Regions from separate parts of the Homo sapiens genome. Here regions 1, 3 and 4 are each linked to region 2. The links are chromatin contacts, found by Hi-C or POLR2A ChIA-PET in ENCODE. All regions are on one chromosome and are shown on one strand. The core of a region is the stretch at or near the end of the contact, and the rest is flanking DNA. Distances in the headings are between cores, read along the strand shown.

What was found. A loop is a pair of places that touch in the nucleus more often than their neighbours do. ChIA-PET counts read pairs that join two places held with the same protein, here RNA polymerase II (POLR2A). Pooled maps may share reads with other maps.
Region 1: a loop to region 2 is called in a map of endothelial cell of umbilical vein, with 9 times the contacts of the local background. The contact joins the enhancer-like site here to the promoter of HAX1 in region 2. A Hi-C loop is called at or near these places in 1 of 168 maps with a recorded cell type or tissue (endothelial cell of umbilical vein). POLR2A ChIA-PET finds 5 or more read pairs at or near these places in 3 of 52 experiments (GM12878, activated CD8-positive, alpha-beta memory T cell and activated T-cell).
Region 3: a pooled map shows a loop between it and region 2 (10-fold over the local background). The contact joins the promoter of PMVK here to the promoter of HAX1 in region 2. A Hi-C loop is called at or near these places in 9 of 50 pooled maps. POLR2A ChIA-PET finds 5 or more read pairs at or near these places in 2 of 52 experiments (GM12878 and activated T-cell).
Region 4: a loop to region 2 is called in a pooled map, with 24 times the contacts of the local background. The contact joins the promoter of ZBTB7B here to the promoter of HAX1 in region 2. A Hi-C loop is called at or near these places in 8 of 50 pooled maps.

The regions. Positions count from the first base shown.
Region 1 is chr1:153,694,882-153,698,737 of GRCh38, reverse strand. It overlaps the pseudogene GEMIN2P1. Among named protein-coding and RNA genes, the nearest start is that of MIR8083, 7.0 kb to the right of the region's middle. Within about 2 kb of position 1,338, at least 22 of the 41 ENCODE cell types and tissues checked have a DNase peak (open chromatin) inside an H3K27ac peak, as active enhancers do; they include endothelial cell of umbilical vein, where a contact is called at or near this core.
Region 2 is chr1:154,270,768-154,274,842 of GRCh38, reverse strand. It overlaps HAX1 (HCLS1 associated protein X-1), which reads right to left and starts at 2,214. Exons shown (of 7, transcript NM_006118.4): 1 at 2,067-2,214; 2 at 1,245-1,507; 3 at 882-1,069. The coding sequence starts at 2,119. UBAP2L (ubiquitin associated protein 2 like) reads right to left here. Exons shown (of 27, transcript NM_014847.4): 27 at 3,996-4,075. RefSeq lists an enhancer at 2,151-2,320 and a silencer at 2,458-2,598.
Region 3 is chr1:154,934,299-154,938,132 of GRCh38, reverse strand. It overlaps PMVK (phosphomevalonate kinase), which reads left to right and starts at 1,414. Exons shown (of 5, transcript NM_006556.4): 1 at 1,414-1,542. The coding sequence starts at 1,448. RefSeq lists enhancers at 24-965, 945-1,144, 966-1,908 and a silencer at 1,865-1,964.
Region 4 is chr1:155,000,931-155,004,936 of GRCh38, reverse strand. ZBTB7B (zinc finger and BTB domain containing 7B) reads right to left here and starts at 2,135. Exons shown (of 3, transcript NM_001256455.2): 1 at 1,994-2,135. RefSeq lists an enhancer at 1-163 and silencers at 867-986, 2,697-2,886, 2,997-3,236, 3,637-3,856, 3,937-4,006.

The DNA of each region.
Region 1 (3,856 bases), core at 89-2,588, 580 kb after region 2:
CTAAATATACTGCTGTGATAAATGACTCAAACCCTTTGACGTAGAGAAAAGAGCGGGTGAGGGAGGAGGTTATTTGTCTGTTTCTGTCAGCTCCATTTTTGTTCCAGGCCGTGGCCTTGTTCGGGGCTGGCTGGGCGGGGGTTCCCTCTGCACAGCCTCCAGCTGGCCCTTCCACCCGCCTGCTGAGCTGCCTTCTCAGCCCGCCCCACTCTTCCAGGGGCGTTACGTGGGCTGATGAGATAATGTATGTGAAAGCCTTTGTCAACTGCAAGGCACAATCGAATGCCAATTATTATTGTTATTCTTACCATACTCTGGGGAAACCCTGTGGCCCTCACCCCTCCCAAACGTACTAGGCGGGACAGCCCGGGAAACTGAGAGGCTAGACTGCCCCTCCCATGTGGGCGGAGGTTCCTGGCACAAGACGGTCTCCCCGGCCTGTGGGGAGGGCTTTATTGCTACCCTCCTGGTGCCCCCTTAGGAATGGCTTTCCCAGTTCTTCCTGGCTTCAGGGGCCTTCCTCCGGAAGGAAATCTCCTTAGTTCCAGTGAAAGTTCTCGGGCCGCTGAAATCATCGACTCCTTAGGCCCCTCCTCACCTCCGCCGCACAGCCCCTTCCCCTCCCGGTGCCCGCAGTGGAGCCAGGCTGCCTCGGAAGGATCTGACCGGCAATTTCCTAGAATTGTGCTTCTGGAGCTCCTCAGTCGTCCACTCCCTGCCCCTCTTCCCCACCTCATTTAAGGCTCCTCTCCCCAGAGCCCAAGTCCCCGTAGCTGTCCCAGCTCCACCCTGATCTAACTTCCTAGGCCTCACAGCTCTCTTTATCATAGCCAGTCTCTTCAGGGGCTGTCTGCTCCCCTTGTGGGGAGGAACTGGGGCATGGGAGGCTACAGGGCCACCGGGGCCCATCAGGAAGTTCAGTAGCTGTGGTTGACAGGACAACCACTCTTGGTTAGGCCTTCCCAGTGCTGTTCATCCCCGGCTTGGCTGGTGAGAGGACTGGACCATGTCTGCTCCCTCTCCCGATAAATTGAGCCTGACTGGTGCCAAAAAGGGTGGGCGGGAAGCACAAAACAAGAGTCACTGGACAGGAGGGGAGCAATTTATCCTTTCTTTATCCCAAACTGCCAGCCGTGTACCAGGGAGCAGTGCCACGCCAGACCTCCAAGCTCCCAGTGGCCACCCTACGTCCAGGTCCCACAGGGTGGACTCCAGGAAGAGGCCTGGGAGGTCAGGGGAGAGGCCTGCCTGCACTTGATGGATGGTCCTGAAGAAATGTCTGGCACTTTCCTCCCCCATGAGGGCGGTGGAGCTGCAGCCACCTCTCCCCCGCATTCCTGCCTGCCTGCCTGCCTGGGAAGGAGGGGTGAGGGGTGGGTCCAGCAGGGAAACCAGGGCTCCTGGCCCAGCTGAGAGGCATTTTGCAAACTATGACTCAACATTTGTCTACACTGACATGGGGAATGGAGGAGCACGTGGACAATCCCCAAATTTCACCTGGGTTGAAAGGCATCCATATGTTCCCACCCGACCCCCACTTCCTCCCCAGCTCCCAGGCCTCTCCATTCAGTCCATACTAATTATCTGATTCCTACTGTATGCCAGCCATTGAGTAACATAACAGTTCTCAAGGTGTGGTCCGCAAATCCTGGGAGTCCCAAATATTTTTTCAGGGCATAGATGAGGTCAAACGATTTTCATAATAATTCTAATACGTTATTTGCCTTTTTGACAGAGTTGACACATTGCATCGAAGTGCAAAAGCAATGGGGGTAAAACTGCTGTGGCTTTACATAAATCAAGGCAGTGGCACCCAATTAGTATTGCATGCATTCTTCACCACTGCACACTGAAAAGGCTGGTTTCACATAAGAATGTTCTTGATAAAGCAGTCAACAATTATTAACATGTAATAGGCTTATTATTGTTATCTTACATGAGTTAATAAATAAGGATTTGTCGGGCCGGGCACGGTGGCTCACGCCTATAATCCCAGCACTTTGGGAGGCCGAGGCGGGTGGATCATGAGGTCAGGAGATCGAGACCATCCTGGCTAACAAGGTGAAACCCCGTCTCTACTAAAAATACAAAAAATTAGCCGGGCGCGGTGGCGGGCGCCTGTAGTCCCAGCTACTCAGGAGGCTGAGGCAGGAGAATGGCGTGAACCCGGGAAGCGGAGCTTGCAGTGAGCCGAGATTGCGCCACTGCAGTCCGCAGTCCGGCCTGGGCGACAGAGCGAGACTCCGTCTCAAAAAAAAAAAAAAAAAAAAAAAATAAATAAATAAATAAATAAATAAGGATTTGTGGCTGGGCGCGGTGGCTCACGCCTGTAATCCCAGCACTTTGGGAGGCTGAGATGGGCGGATCACGAGATCAGGAGATCGAGACCATCCTAGCTAACATGGTGAAACCCCGTCTCAACTAAAAATACAAAAAAATTAGCCGGGCACGGTGGCGGGCGCCTGTAGTCCCAGCTACTCGGGAGGCTGAGGCAGGAGAATGGGGTGAACCCAGGAGGTGGAGCTTGCAGTGAGCGGAGATCGCGCCACTGCTCTCCAGCCTGGGTGACAGAGCAAGACTCTGACTCAAAAAAAAAAAAATTAAAAAATAAATAAATAAGGATTTGTTTTAATATCTACTATGGTAAATATCAATAGATATCCACATAAACAAAAGCTCTTTAGGTCCCTAATACTTTTTTGTGTGTGTGATTGAGTTTCGCTCTTGTTGCCCAGACTGGAGTGCAATGGCACAATCTCGGCTCACTGCAACTTCTGCCTCTCGGGTTCAAGCAATTCTCCTGCCTCAGCCTCCTGGGTAGCTGGGATTATAGGCACCCACCACCACGCCCAGCTAATTATTGTACCTTTTTTTTTTTTTTTGAGATGGAGTTTCACTCTTGTTGCCCAGGCTGGAGTGCAATGGCGCGATCTCGGCTCACCGCAACCTCTGCCTCCCAGGTTCAAGTGATTCTCCTGCCTCAGCCTCCCTAGTAGCTAGGATTACAGGCATGTACCACCACACCTGGCTAATTTTGTATTTTTAGTAGAGATGGGGTTTCTCCATGTTGGTCAGGCTGGTCTCGAACTTCTGACCTCAGGTGATCCACCCGCCTTAGCCTCCCAAAGTGCTGGGATTACAGACATGAGCCACCGTGCCTGGCTAATTATTGTATTTTTAGTAGAGATGGGGTTTCACCATGTAGGCCACGCTGATCTCAAACTCCTGACCTTGTGATCCACCCACCTTGGCCTCCCAAGCTGCTGGGATTACAGGGTTGAGCCACTATACCTAGCCTTTTTTTTTTTTTTTTAAGATAGTCTCGCTCTGTGGCCCAGGCTGGAGTGCAGTGGTGAGATCTTGGCTCACTGAAGCCTCCACCTCCTGGGTTCAAGCAATTCTCCTGCCTCAGTCACCTGAGTACCTGGGATTACAGGCATGCATCGCTATGCCCGGCTAATTCTGTATTTTTTTTTTTTTTTTTTGAGACAGAGTCTCGCTCTGTTGCCCAGGCTGGAGTACAGTGGTGCAATCTCAGCTCACCACAACCTCTGCCTCCCAGGTTCAAGCGATTCTCCTCCCTCAGCCTCCTGAGTAGCTGGGACTACAGGCATGTGCCACCATATCTGGCTAATTTTTCTATTTTTAGTAAAGACGGGGTTTCCCTATATTGGCCAGGATGGTCTCGAACTCCTGACCTCATGATCCACCTGCCTCAGCCTCTCAAAGTGCTGGGATTACAGGTGTGAGCCACCGCGTCTGGCAACTAATTTTGTATTTTTAGTAGAGACTGGGTTTCTCCATGTTGGTCAGGCTGGTCTCGAACTCCTCATCTCATGTGATTTGCCCACCTCAG
Region 2 (4,075 bases), core at 965-3,464:
ATAATTCCATTCAGAATAGCCTTATTTACACACTCCTTCCTGGCTGTTTTATGTATCCTTCTACCAGAAAGACTTCCTGAACTGATATATTCCTATCCTCTGTGCACAATCCTGCCTTATCCAAGAATTATCTAGACCAGTGGTGTTTTTTTGTTTTTGTTTTTTAAAAGAAACAGAACACCCATCTCCCCCCAAAGAAAATCCCACAAGCTTAATATAGAAAACAGAAAACACTAAATGGAGGGCTTAGGATTCCAACCCAAGGCTATCAGATTCAAACAAGAATTGCAATCTTTGGCCAGGCATGATGGCTCACACTTGTAATTCCAGCACTTTGGGAGGCCGAGGTGGGTGGATCACCTGAGGTCAGGAGCTCAAAAGCAGCCTGGCCAACACGGTGAAACGCCATCTCTACTAAAAACACAAAAATTAGCTGGGCGTTTGGCAGGCGACTGTAATCCCAGCTACTCAGGAGGCTGAGGCAGGAGAATCACTTGAACCTGGGAATTGGAGGTTGCAGTGAGCTGAGATTGTGCCACGGCACTACAGCCTGGGCAACAGAGCAAGGCTGGGTCTCAAACAATTTTTGAGATGGAGTCTCCACCTCCTGGGTTCAACCAATTCTCCTGCCTCAGCCTCCTGAGTAGCTGGCATTACAGGCACCTGCCACCATGCCCGGCTAATTTTTTGTATTTTTAGTAGACACGGGGTTTCACCATGTTGACCAGGCTGGTCTCCAACTCCTGACCTCTGGTGATCTGCCCACCTCGGCCTCCCAAAGTGCTGGGATTACAGGCGTGAGCCACCGCACCTAGCCAGTCTTTGCACTTTATTAGTGGTCTCTCACAAGCTCTCACTTCAGGACCAGATGGGATACTCACCCTATGAAATGGCCTCTGGGAGCCCCAGTCTGGTGCTGGTTGGGGGGATTCACTTCTTGCATCACTCTCCAAGACCCCCCCAAAGATCCTGGGCTGGTGACTATCTGGATACTTAAGCATTGAGTCCCGAAGTGTCTGTCCCTCCCGTAGTCTCTCACCAGGTGTCTCTGACTCAGGACCTGGAAGTTCTGCAGAAAGGTGGCAGGTGTTTGCTGGGATGGGAAAGGACTTGGGCTCTATTAATCTCTCTGAAATCATCAGTCTTCTCACACTTCCCATCCCCCAGCTACTCCCTGCAGGCTCTTTATTTCACCCACCAACCCACCAGAAACCACAGGTTGCCCCTTAGGGAAAGCCACACACCAGGAGGATGGGAAGGCAAGGTCCAGGCCCCCATATCGCTGAAGATGCTATTGAAATCTCGTACTAGGTCATCAAAGCCGAAGTTATCGTGGAAACGTATCCCTCCTCCTGGGCTGAAGCTGAAGCCGAAGCCAAATTCCTCAGGGGGGTGCTGAGGACTATGGAACCTTGGGTTCCCACGGCCCCATGAGCCCCCTTCTTCTTCTTCTTCCTCATCATCATCTTCATCTCGAGTCATCCCTCCAAAAAAGGGATCTCTGTGGCTGAGAGTGGAGGCAGATTGGCCACCAATATTTCAGCACTATTTAAGCCATTAAATCAACTCATGGGTGGCAAAGTGGGACAAGAGCAAGGGGTCTGGGAAGCTAGGGAGAGGGTCGGAGGACTGGCTGCCACATCAAAACATTAATACAATGGCTGACAGTTCTTTTTTTTTTTTTTTTTTTTTAATCAAAGTCAGACCTCAGCTCGCAGCTCCCTTCATACACCTTCCCCCAGTTTTTCTTCAGTGTGCCCCAGTCCCTCCTCTCTCTCCCAAGGTCCTGCTCACTTGCTCACTGTCTTATTCCCCAGACCCTCACGGTCTTCCCCGCCCGGGTCCCTGTTGCATCACCCCAGGTTGGAGAAAGGCTTAGTTTGCTGTTTCTCCTCTTAATGACCGCCTTGGTTACTGTGGCGGGGTGAGTGTTCAATGTTGCGACTTCTGTCCTCTCTGCAGGAGTTGAAGGAGTGGGACAGAGGATGTTTTTCCAAAAATAAGACGTAGGGGTCAAGCTCCCCTCAGACGACCCCCACCCTTGTCCGAGCCGGACCTACTCTCACCTCCGAGGTCCAGGAAAGCCGAAAAAGCCCCGGAAGAGATCAAAGAGGCTCATTCCCGTACTGGGACGCGAACCTTTGAACCCCTCCAGTGGTCCATTCGCAGACGGGGGAAACCTGCGCAGCCCTGTGAGAAATTGAGCGAGGCGTCAGCCCACGCTACCGGAAAGCAAGCCCGCGATCCTGACACTGTCGTAAACGACGGTAAGCCGGACGTGAAATGGAGGCGGGACCGAAGGTCTTCCTCAAATTTGAAAGGCTTTATCTTTACCCCACCTTTCAGAGACCAGTTTCCGTGACGGGAGTGGGCGTGACGCACTTTCAGTTTCCTATGACCGCCTTCCTCCTAAATCTGTTCTTCTTTCTGCAGACCAACTCAGTACGAAAAGCGATTTCGAGGGTTTGACTCTGGATGGCACCCGGATAAAGCCGCCAGAGGGCAGCCCAGCCGCACAAATGGACCGGCTTGAGGGCGTCCCTCAACCACCCCACCCGCGGGGCTGGCCAGCCTCACAGCAGAAGCCACCTCGCTCCTTACTCGGGCGTTCTTTTTGACTGACCTGGGCGATGTCTGCTGTTAGAGGGATGAACAAAATGCTTTTCCAAGCTCCTTCTAGTATTGAATTTCCCAGAGAAGAGATCAAGACATAAGAGACGCATGGACTTAACTTCCTCCACCTCTCTAGCTACTAGGGAGTTTGTTATAACTATATAGAATTCTTTTTTCTAAGCAGGCTCTGCAACCAGCAAGACAAAGGATTTTTAAGAAAGCAAGGGAAGGGAAGCTAGTTGAGTCCTGAGAAGGAACAAATTGGGGGTTATAAAGAAATATCCCTTTGGTATCTTTTTTTTTTTTTTTTTTTTTTTTTTTTTGAGACAGAGTTTTCTCTCATGTTTCCCAGGCTGGAGTGCAGTGGCACCATGTCGGCTCACTGCAACCTTCGCCTCCCAGGTTCTCTCCTGTCTCAGCCTCCCGAGTAGCTGGGATTACAGTCATGCGCCTCCACGCCCGGCTACTTTTGTATTTTTTGTAGAAACGGGGTTTCACCATGTTGACCAGGCTGGTCTCGAACTCCTGACCTAAGGTGATCCGCCCAACCCAGCCTCCCAAAGCGCCTGTCCTCATTCCTTTTTAAAAGTGTTTTGTTCAAAACCTCTCCGAGACCTGTCTCTCCCTGTACCCCATCCCCAAGCCAGACCTTGCTCTAGATTCTTTTTCAAAGAATTGGGTATAGCTATGTCACAGAGAAGCATCCAAGAAGCCACTACTACAGTAGTCCATTCCTAGGGGGAATGGGCCCCAAGGTTTTGTTTTTTTATTTCGTTTTTGGGGTACAGGTGGTGTTTGGTTACATGGATGAGTTCTTTAGTGATTTCTGCGACTTTAGCGCACCCATCACCCGAGCAGTGTACACTGTACCCAATATGTAGTCTTTCATCCCTCACCCCACTCCAAGATTTAGTTCTGCCAGACGATACATGTTGCCTTCACTTCTTTTTAGTTTATTTGCCTGGACCCATCTAAGTCATACTTAAAACTCTATAAAGCATTTTTTTTCTTTGAAATGGTCTCAGCTCCTTCTTGATCCTCTCCATTTTCCACCCAATCTCCTCTATCCCTCTCCCTTTACTGCCTGAAATCGGCTGTAGATGTAGCAGTTTCTGGAGGAAATGAAGATTTGTGGTGGTTCTTTCCAGTCACCAGGTTGTGAAAGTCTTAGGGGTGAGGGGAAGGAAATCCCCTCAAGGACAAGATACTACTACCACATTAAGGTCAGGAGTTCTTAAAGGGCGAAGATTTCATTTTATTCCACTGCCTTCAGGGGCCTGCTAGAGGAGGCCCAGTTGGTACAGTAATACTTATTCACCAAGCTGGTCATCGACGAAATTGAGGATGTCCTAGACGGAGCAAGAATAGGCAGAGGCTGAAGGTAGAGGTTTTCTTTTTATATATACAAGACACATTAATCCATTAAATTTGAGGACACAGTACAAAAAAAAAAAAAAAACAA
Region 3 (3,834 bases), core at 165-2,664, 660 kb before region 2:
GATGAGCTGGAAAATCTGATTCTGTGTTGAATGACGAAGTGCTAAGAATAAATAACAACCCCTTACATCTGGATGATACTTGAGAACTTACAAAGTATTTTATTGTACCTTGTCATATATTTTCTTCATTCCTTTCTTATTATAACCCTGGGAAGTGGGCCTTATCAGTGGTAAACTCAGAGTGACTTGCTAAGTGTCCAAGCTGGGACTGAAAATCCACTCTGTGCTGCCTTCTAGGGCGTTGATGAGTGCAGTGTTTTCTGGGTTGCTGAAAAAAAACAAAAAAAACCCCAAAAAACAAAAAACCACCTCCTTAAGTCTGTTCTTTTTGCATCTGACCACTCTCCTGTGCCTCTTTTCAACATTCAGGAAATTAATGGTTTCTCCCTAAGTCTCCACACTACACTTTTTCTCTAGTGGAGGCAGTAATGAGTTGCAGGCTCTGTTCTGACATGCTCAGAAAAATGCAGGACGGCAAGTCATAGCCAAAAACAACTCGACGTACTCAGCTGGGGCAACCCGTCACCTACTGCGGGAAGAGGCAGAACCGGGGATGCAGGGAAAGGACAGATTATTCTTATCCTGCCTCTCAAACTTCTGGCTGGGAGCCAGACTTCGGATGAAACCAGGCAATCTCATCTAGGGATTCAACGCTCCCTTACTATTGATGTCACCCACGCCGTTTGCTTCCGAAAACCTTTGGGCCGGAGGCTGCGGCTAGAAAAGCAATCAAAGGTTTCTCGCCGGGCTTAAAGGGCCACATCTTAGTGACGTCTCGGGTTATAAAATCTGCTTGACAATGAAATATCGTGTGCGCGATTCTGCTCCTCCCCCGACATGACGTGGCCAGACACGCCGCTCGCGTCAGGGCTGCCTTACGCCCCCAGGAAGACCCATTCCCACTCTGGGGCGCGCGCAGATTTGCTGTGGCACATGTACTATAACGCACAGGCAAAAGGGCAGTTTCCAAAACGTCTCCAACGTGATCTCACTCCAGAGATTTTTTTTCCTAAAGTTTTAGGGCTGCGCGGAAGGGAACATGGGGTTCACCTCAGGAAATTTCAGACGTCACCCCCCTCGGAGGAAGGTAGTCGCGTCCGGTTCCTCCCCGGGTGTCAGTTAAGCAGGCCAGGCTGTGAGCGAAGGTTCTGGGCGGGGCTGGACTGTTCTAAGTGAGTTCGGGTGGGGGAGCTTCACGAGGGGAGGCTGCTCTGTGAAGGAACCGCCTTTCTCTCCGCGTGTCTCACCCTTTTCTCCCCATATCTGTTTGGACATGAGCTGAGGGCACGGTCGCGGGCGGTCAGCCCTGTTCGCAGCTACGGCGAGGAGGGGCGCGATTGTTCCTTGTTGCCGCTCCGCTTAGTGGCCGCGTCCATTCCGCGCGGTGTCCCGATTTTAGGGGTAGGGAGAAGTGTCAGCTTCAGGCATCGCGAGGCGTGGCGGCCCCATGGCCCCGCTGGGAGGCGCCCCGCGGCTGGTACTGCTGTTCAGCGGCAAGAGGAAATCCGGGAAGGACTTCGTGACCGAGGCGCTGCAGAGCAGGTGTCCGTGAGGCGGGAAAGGTGGAAGGGGGAGCTCTCCGCATCACGTGACACGAGGAGTGCTTTTGGGTGTCACGGAGTGAGCTTTGGAGTACGGGTCGTCCGTTTGCAAGGCAGGAGGAGCACTGGGCTGGGGAAGGTGGAATGCCACCATTACATAAAACAGTAGTCTACACAGGCGAGCCTCAAAGAAGCAGGTGACCACCTCTCCAAAGACCTTCAGCTGCAGGTCTCTCTGAGAAGCATTAATAATGGTTCCTACGAAGGCACTTTCTATATACCAGGCGTTGGATACCAGCCTGGGCAACATGGCGAGACCCCGCCTCTACGAAAAATCCAAAAAGTAGCTGGGCGTGGTGACGCGTGCCTGTGGTCCCAGCTATTCAGGAGCCTGAGGTAGAAGAATCGCTTGAGCCCGGGAGGCGGAGGTTGCAGTGAGGCGAGATTGGCCACTGCACTCCAGCCTGGGCGACAGAGCGAGACCCTGTCTTAAAAAAACAAAACAAAAAACCCTCTTCACCTCTTTGTTAGGTACTGTGTGCCATTATTAGCATCTCCATTTCACAGGTGAAGAAACTGAGGCTCTTAAAAAGTTAAACAGGCCGGGTGTGGTGGTCATGTCTGTCACCCCAGCACTTTGGGAGACAGAGGTGCGAGGATGGCTTGAGAGCCCAGTAGTGGAGACCAGCCTGGGCAACACAGTAAGACCCTAGTCTCTACAAAAAAATGGAAAAGTTAGCCTAGTGCGATGGCGAGCACCTCTAGTCCAAGCTACTCAGGAGGCTGAGGTGGGAGGATCGCTTGAACCTGGGGGCTACAGTGAATTGTAATCATGCTACTGTCCTCCAGTCCTTGCAGCAGAGCCTGAGACCCTGTCTCGAAGTAAAATAAAATAAAATAACATACGAAGTTAACAACAAAAAACCCTTGCTGGTCACAAAGTAAGTGGCAAATCCAGGATTCAAATTCAGCTTTGTGGTTCATGATGGGCATCTCAGCAATTAATATATAATTGAAACAAAAAGAAAAAAAACCCAAACAAATTCAACTTTATCTTGCGCCAAGGACTGGTTTCTTTCTGTTTTATCTGGCTGCCTCCCCAAATAATAATACCTTTTGCACAGTGTTTTCTGTCAAAGCAAGATCTTCTGTGCAGGAGCATTTTGCTGAGACCTGGGCTAGGAGAGCAGAGGTTGGGGAGAAAGTGGGGCTCCTCTCCTCTTGAAGGCCAGTGTGGTGGGGGTACCAGGAAGCTGCTTTTGGGTACCACGGGGGTTCTATGAAGGTGTGGGAGAGCCCAGAGCAGAGGTCACCACCTGAATTTTTCATCACTAAGTATCTCACCACCTTTTCCTAAGTTGCATTTCTCCTCACCTCCAAACCCTGACGTCAAATAGTGGTCCGAAGCACAGGCTCTGGAATTAGACTGCTGGGATGCAAACCCTGGCTCACTGTTGATTAGTGTGTGATCTTGTACACATCTGTCATTCACTCTGTGCCTCATGTTTTTTTTTTTTTTTTTTTTTTTTTTTTGAGACGGAGTCTTGCTCTGTCACCCAGGCTGGAGCGCACCCAGGTTGCGGCTCACCGCAACCTCTGTCTCCTGGGTTCAAGCGATTTTCCTGTCTCAGCCTCCCGAGTAGCTGGGATTACAGGTGTGTGCCACCATGCCCAGCTAACTTTTGTATTTTTAGTAGAGACAGGTTTCACCATGTTGGCCAGGCTGGTCTGGAACTCCTGACCTCAGGTGATCTGCCTGCCTCGGCCTCCCAGAGTGCTGGGATTACAGACGTGAACCACCACCGCACCTGGCCTGCGTCTCAGTTTTGTCATCTGTAAAATGGGGATGATAATAGGGTGGTTGTGGGGATTAAATGAGATAATGTGTGTGAAGGGCTTAGAATAATTATTGGCACCTAGCAGAGGTGCAGGAACTAAATGTTGGCTATATTTATTTTACCAATCTTGGCTTCACTACTTGCAGTGTTGCTTTGGGGGAGTCAATCCTCCTTTCACAACCTCAGCTTCCTCATCTGAAACATGAAAATAAGAACACTTACAGCCAGGGCAACATAGTGAGACCCCCTCTCTACAAAAGATAAAAAAAATTAGCTGGGTATGGTGGTGCATGCCAGTAATCCCAGATACTCAGGAGGCTGAGGTGCGAGGATTGCCTGAGCCCAGGAGTTCAAGATTGTAGTGAGCTGTGATCATACCACTGCACTCTAGCCTGGGTGACAGCAAGACCCTGACTCTTAAAAAACCAAACCAAAACAAAACAAAGAACACTTAT
Region 4 (4,006 bases), core at 886-3,385, 730 kb before region 2:
TAGTGGGCACTGCCTTCTTTCTTCCCCAGAGCCCCATTCTGGTGGTATTAACCCCTTTTTGACCCCTGTGCCAGGGCTGGGGGTGTGTGGTACCCAAGGGAGGGGACAGTGTCTGGGGGTGCCAGCAGGTTGTGTTGTGCCCACAGCAACCATGTAACAGAGGCACGCTGGGGGAGCTGGGGTCCCTGGGGCCAGGGACAGAGGCACTGACAGAGATTTCTCCTTGTTTCATCAGCTGCTCCAGGGGGAGCCCCCTACCCTTCTCCCCAGTTACCACTAAGGAGGAACACTAACTATCATCCAGACATAGTCACACATATGTCCCTCTCTAGCGCAGCACAACACTCCTTATGCCCACTCTCTCCTCCCCAACCTGATGTCCACTCCATGCCAGCTCTCCCAGCAGTGCCAGGCGGGTACAGGGGTGACCAAACCAGTTGGTGTGTGTGGGGCAGCAGGAGGCAACCCCATAATCCTCCAGGCCTCATCCCCACACTCACACATACTCCCTTAGGGACCAGACAGTTCCCATCCTGCTTTAACCCCTCACAGCCCAATCTGGTTCCCCCGTCCCTGATAAGCGGTCTCCCTCCTCCAGGAATAAGTTGGGGGAAGGGGGAATAGCTGCGCTGACTCATTCCCATTCTCGGCTGCAGCTAGGGGTCTCCAAGGCATTCGGGCGGGGGTCAATTCAAGAACACCCTCCACCTGGCCCGGAAGCCTGGACAGCCTGCCGGTCTCCCCCTCTCCCCAGCACCCACTTCCGGTGTCCCAAACTAGGTCAGCAGCGCTCGTTTCCTGTGGGTCAGCTAGCACCGGCGCCTCTGCCCCTCCCCTGCTCCGGACCCAGGCTCCCCGCCCCCCTGCCCCCCAGGGCGCCCCGAGGTCTCACCATGTCTCAGCCGCCCTTTGATACGTGGGGGTTGTGCGGGGCGGGGGGCAGGGGACCCGCCCTCTCTCTAAACACCAGCAGGGCCGGGGCGCCTGGGCAGGCACGTGTCCGGGCACAACCCGCTGCCCACGCCGCCCCCCCACTCCCGCCCCCACCTCGCTCTGGCCGGGACACGTCGCTCTCTTACTTGGGATGGGGTGGGAGGAGGGAGAGAAAGCTGGAAATTGAAAGCAGCGCCCCCCACCCCTTTGAATGGCAGCCTTCTGCCAGGCGCACTCTGTAGGTTCTACAACAACACAGTAGCGACCCCCACTCTGGGCTGGGGCAGGTGCGCCGGCGCCGGTGGGGGGACGGGTAGTAGGTAGGAGAATTCTTCCTAGTCACCCGCCCTCGCTCTTGGGTTCTGTGGTCATGAGCTGGCGTGGAAAAGGTAGCGGCGGGACTGGAGCCTGAAGGAAGGGAGTGGGATTGAGGGGCAGGGAAGAGAGCGGTCGTTCTATGTCGGTTCAGAGGTTGTTGCTGAGCCCCACTACCGCTGGAGAGAGCGCGGCTCTGGAAGCGCAAGAAACCGAATAGTCCAGCCGGTAACTTTCCCCCAAGCCGCGGCTCCTCCTGCGCCCCCCCAACCCCCATGCAACTGGCCTGGGGCCAATCCACCGCGCCAGGGGGCGCGGGGTGGGGGGGGGGTGCGCGTTGTCCTAGTTAGAGTCCGTCAGCGTTTCCATTCCCTCAACTCAGTCCGGTCTGGGGTCTCCCCCTAAAGTCACGAAGGAGACTGGGGGAACGCTCAGCGTCGCCTCACCCCCTCTCCATCCCGAAGCCGTCTGTCTGTCTGATCCCAGGAGAAGTGCAGATAAACTTTCTGGGGACCCTCCGCCTAGGGTTGGGGGGCATCCGCAGTTCCTTCTCTGTCTTTCATCTCAGTTAAAACCAATTCCAGAGACCCGGGGTGTTGGGAAAGCACAGGGAAGGGGAGTGGTGGGAATGTGATCTGCATGCGTGTGTATCTGGGGGTCCCACTTACAGGACGGACGAAGGACACTGCAGTAGTCTCGAGCCTAGTGAACCCCGAGCCAGGAGACAAAAGTGGGGTACACTCACCTCTCAGCCGTCGGGTCCGCTGGCTGGAGCTGCTGAGGCTCACAGTGTGGGAAGAAGCGCGTCCCCCACCAGGCCCGGGGGCTTGGGGCCCTGCTCCGGTCCTGGTCAGAAGGCCGCGGTCAGTTGCTCGCCGCTCGCTGCTGGGGGGCTCCTCCTCCGCCGCCCTCTGCCTCCTCCTGCCGCCCGCCCCCCCTCGGCCGCCAAGAGCCGTACATTCACCTGGCTCCCACCCGCCCCCCCCTCAGGGCCCGCCTCACCTGTCCTGCTGTCTCACCTGTCCTCCAGCTTGCTTTCCCCCCATCCCTCCCCTCCCTCCCCCCGCCCCTGCCACCCCCCAAACTCCCCCCCCCCAACACTTAGAAACACCCTCTGTCACTTCCTGGTTTTTCACCCGCCCCCCCAGGCCCCCTCCCTCCGCCCAATAAGGACATAAACTTCAACCCCTTCGTCCAGCCAGTCCCTGCAGAGCGCAGATGGGTCCCTCCCTCCTTTTTTGCCCCCTTCTCCAAACTCTTACTTAGCTCTCCTAGCCTTTCCCACCCTCCTCCTTTCCCTCCTTCTTTCCTTCTCTCTGTCTCCCTTCACCTGCCGCGGTCCCTCTCTCCCCCCCCTTTCTCCTGCCCCTATCTCTCCCAGTCCACCTTAACTCAAACTCCGCCCCCGGCCCCCATCCAGCCCTTTGCTGCTGCTCTGCCCGCCCCCTGCACGCCACCGCCCTGTCCGCTCATTGGCCTGAATACCCGCTCATCTCCAGTAGGTCTCGCCTTGCGTTCGTCCAGGGAGGGGGCGGAGCCGAGGGGCTGGCCTGGAACCTGGAGAGGAGGGGGGAGGGGGCAGTGTCCGCAGCGGCCAGGGAATCGAGCACCCCCTACAGGGGCTCCCTCTCCTTCAAGAGGGGCTTCTGTAGGGTCAGGACCTCAGGAGGGAAGGGTATGAGAGGTTAGGGATAGGCTGGGTGGGGGTGAATTGGGGACTTAGGGTCTTGAGGGAGGGGGTCCCGTGAGGGGCTGTAATCAGGTCAGGGACCTAGAAGGGAGGGGGAGGGGGAGCCACCAGGCCTTCGGCTCCGGCCCCTACGCCCCACCCCCTCTCGGAGGGAGCCGGGGAGTTGAGCCTGCGGGCGCCCTGCGTCCCTCCCCACGCGTGACGGTGCCCCGCGGGGAGGGAAGGGCGCCCCAGGCAAGCAGCCTCTGTGCTGTCGCCAGTGCCCGCTGCGGCCTTGGCATTGTCGGAGGGGAGGGGCCCAGTCTGCGAAGGGGGAGGGGGCGCGCCGACGCTTTTGCTCCCCACCTCCATCCCGCGGGTTCCCTAAGTGGAGAAACTGAGTCTCCACCGAGGAGGGATAGCTTGACATGAATTCGCTGAGAGACCCAGGTGGCGAGGGGTGCCTGGATGTTTTGGGATGTGTGGTATGTGTAGGTTTTGGGGAGGACCGGGATAAATACTTAGGAGTCCCCCAACTGAGAAAGGTAGCGGGTGAAGGATGTTTCTGACTGAGCCTGCGGAGCTGCGTACCCCAAAGGGCCCCTCCCACTAGTGTCAAATGGAATCAAATCCGGCTACCTAGGGCCAGGTTTGGCTCCCCTGCGACAAGCCAGGCCGAACCGGGTCGGACTCGCTTTCCCCTCCCAACCCCCCTCCGCAGGGGGCCTCCCTCCCTTTCCAGCAGGTGGCTTCTCGGGACACCAGCTCAACCTGTTGGACCACAATGGGCGGCGCCAGGGGGGCCCTGGCCCTCACCCGGGCTGACCCGGGATCCCCGCGCACGAGGGGCGGAGTCCAGGTCCCTCCCTCCCTCTTTCTCCCTCTCTCCCTCTCCGCGCCGGGCCGTGACTCAGCCTCGGGGCCGCTGCCCTGCGCCCCAGCCAGGGGCGGAAAGTGTGAGGCGCCCCTGAGGGCTCAGGCCAAACCAAACAGCCCCCCACCCCAGACATTATCTCACTGGAGAATTAGGGGGGCTATAGGAAGGAGGAGGTAGCGGCAGGCATGGGGCGCTCTGGCTCGAGTAATCCG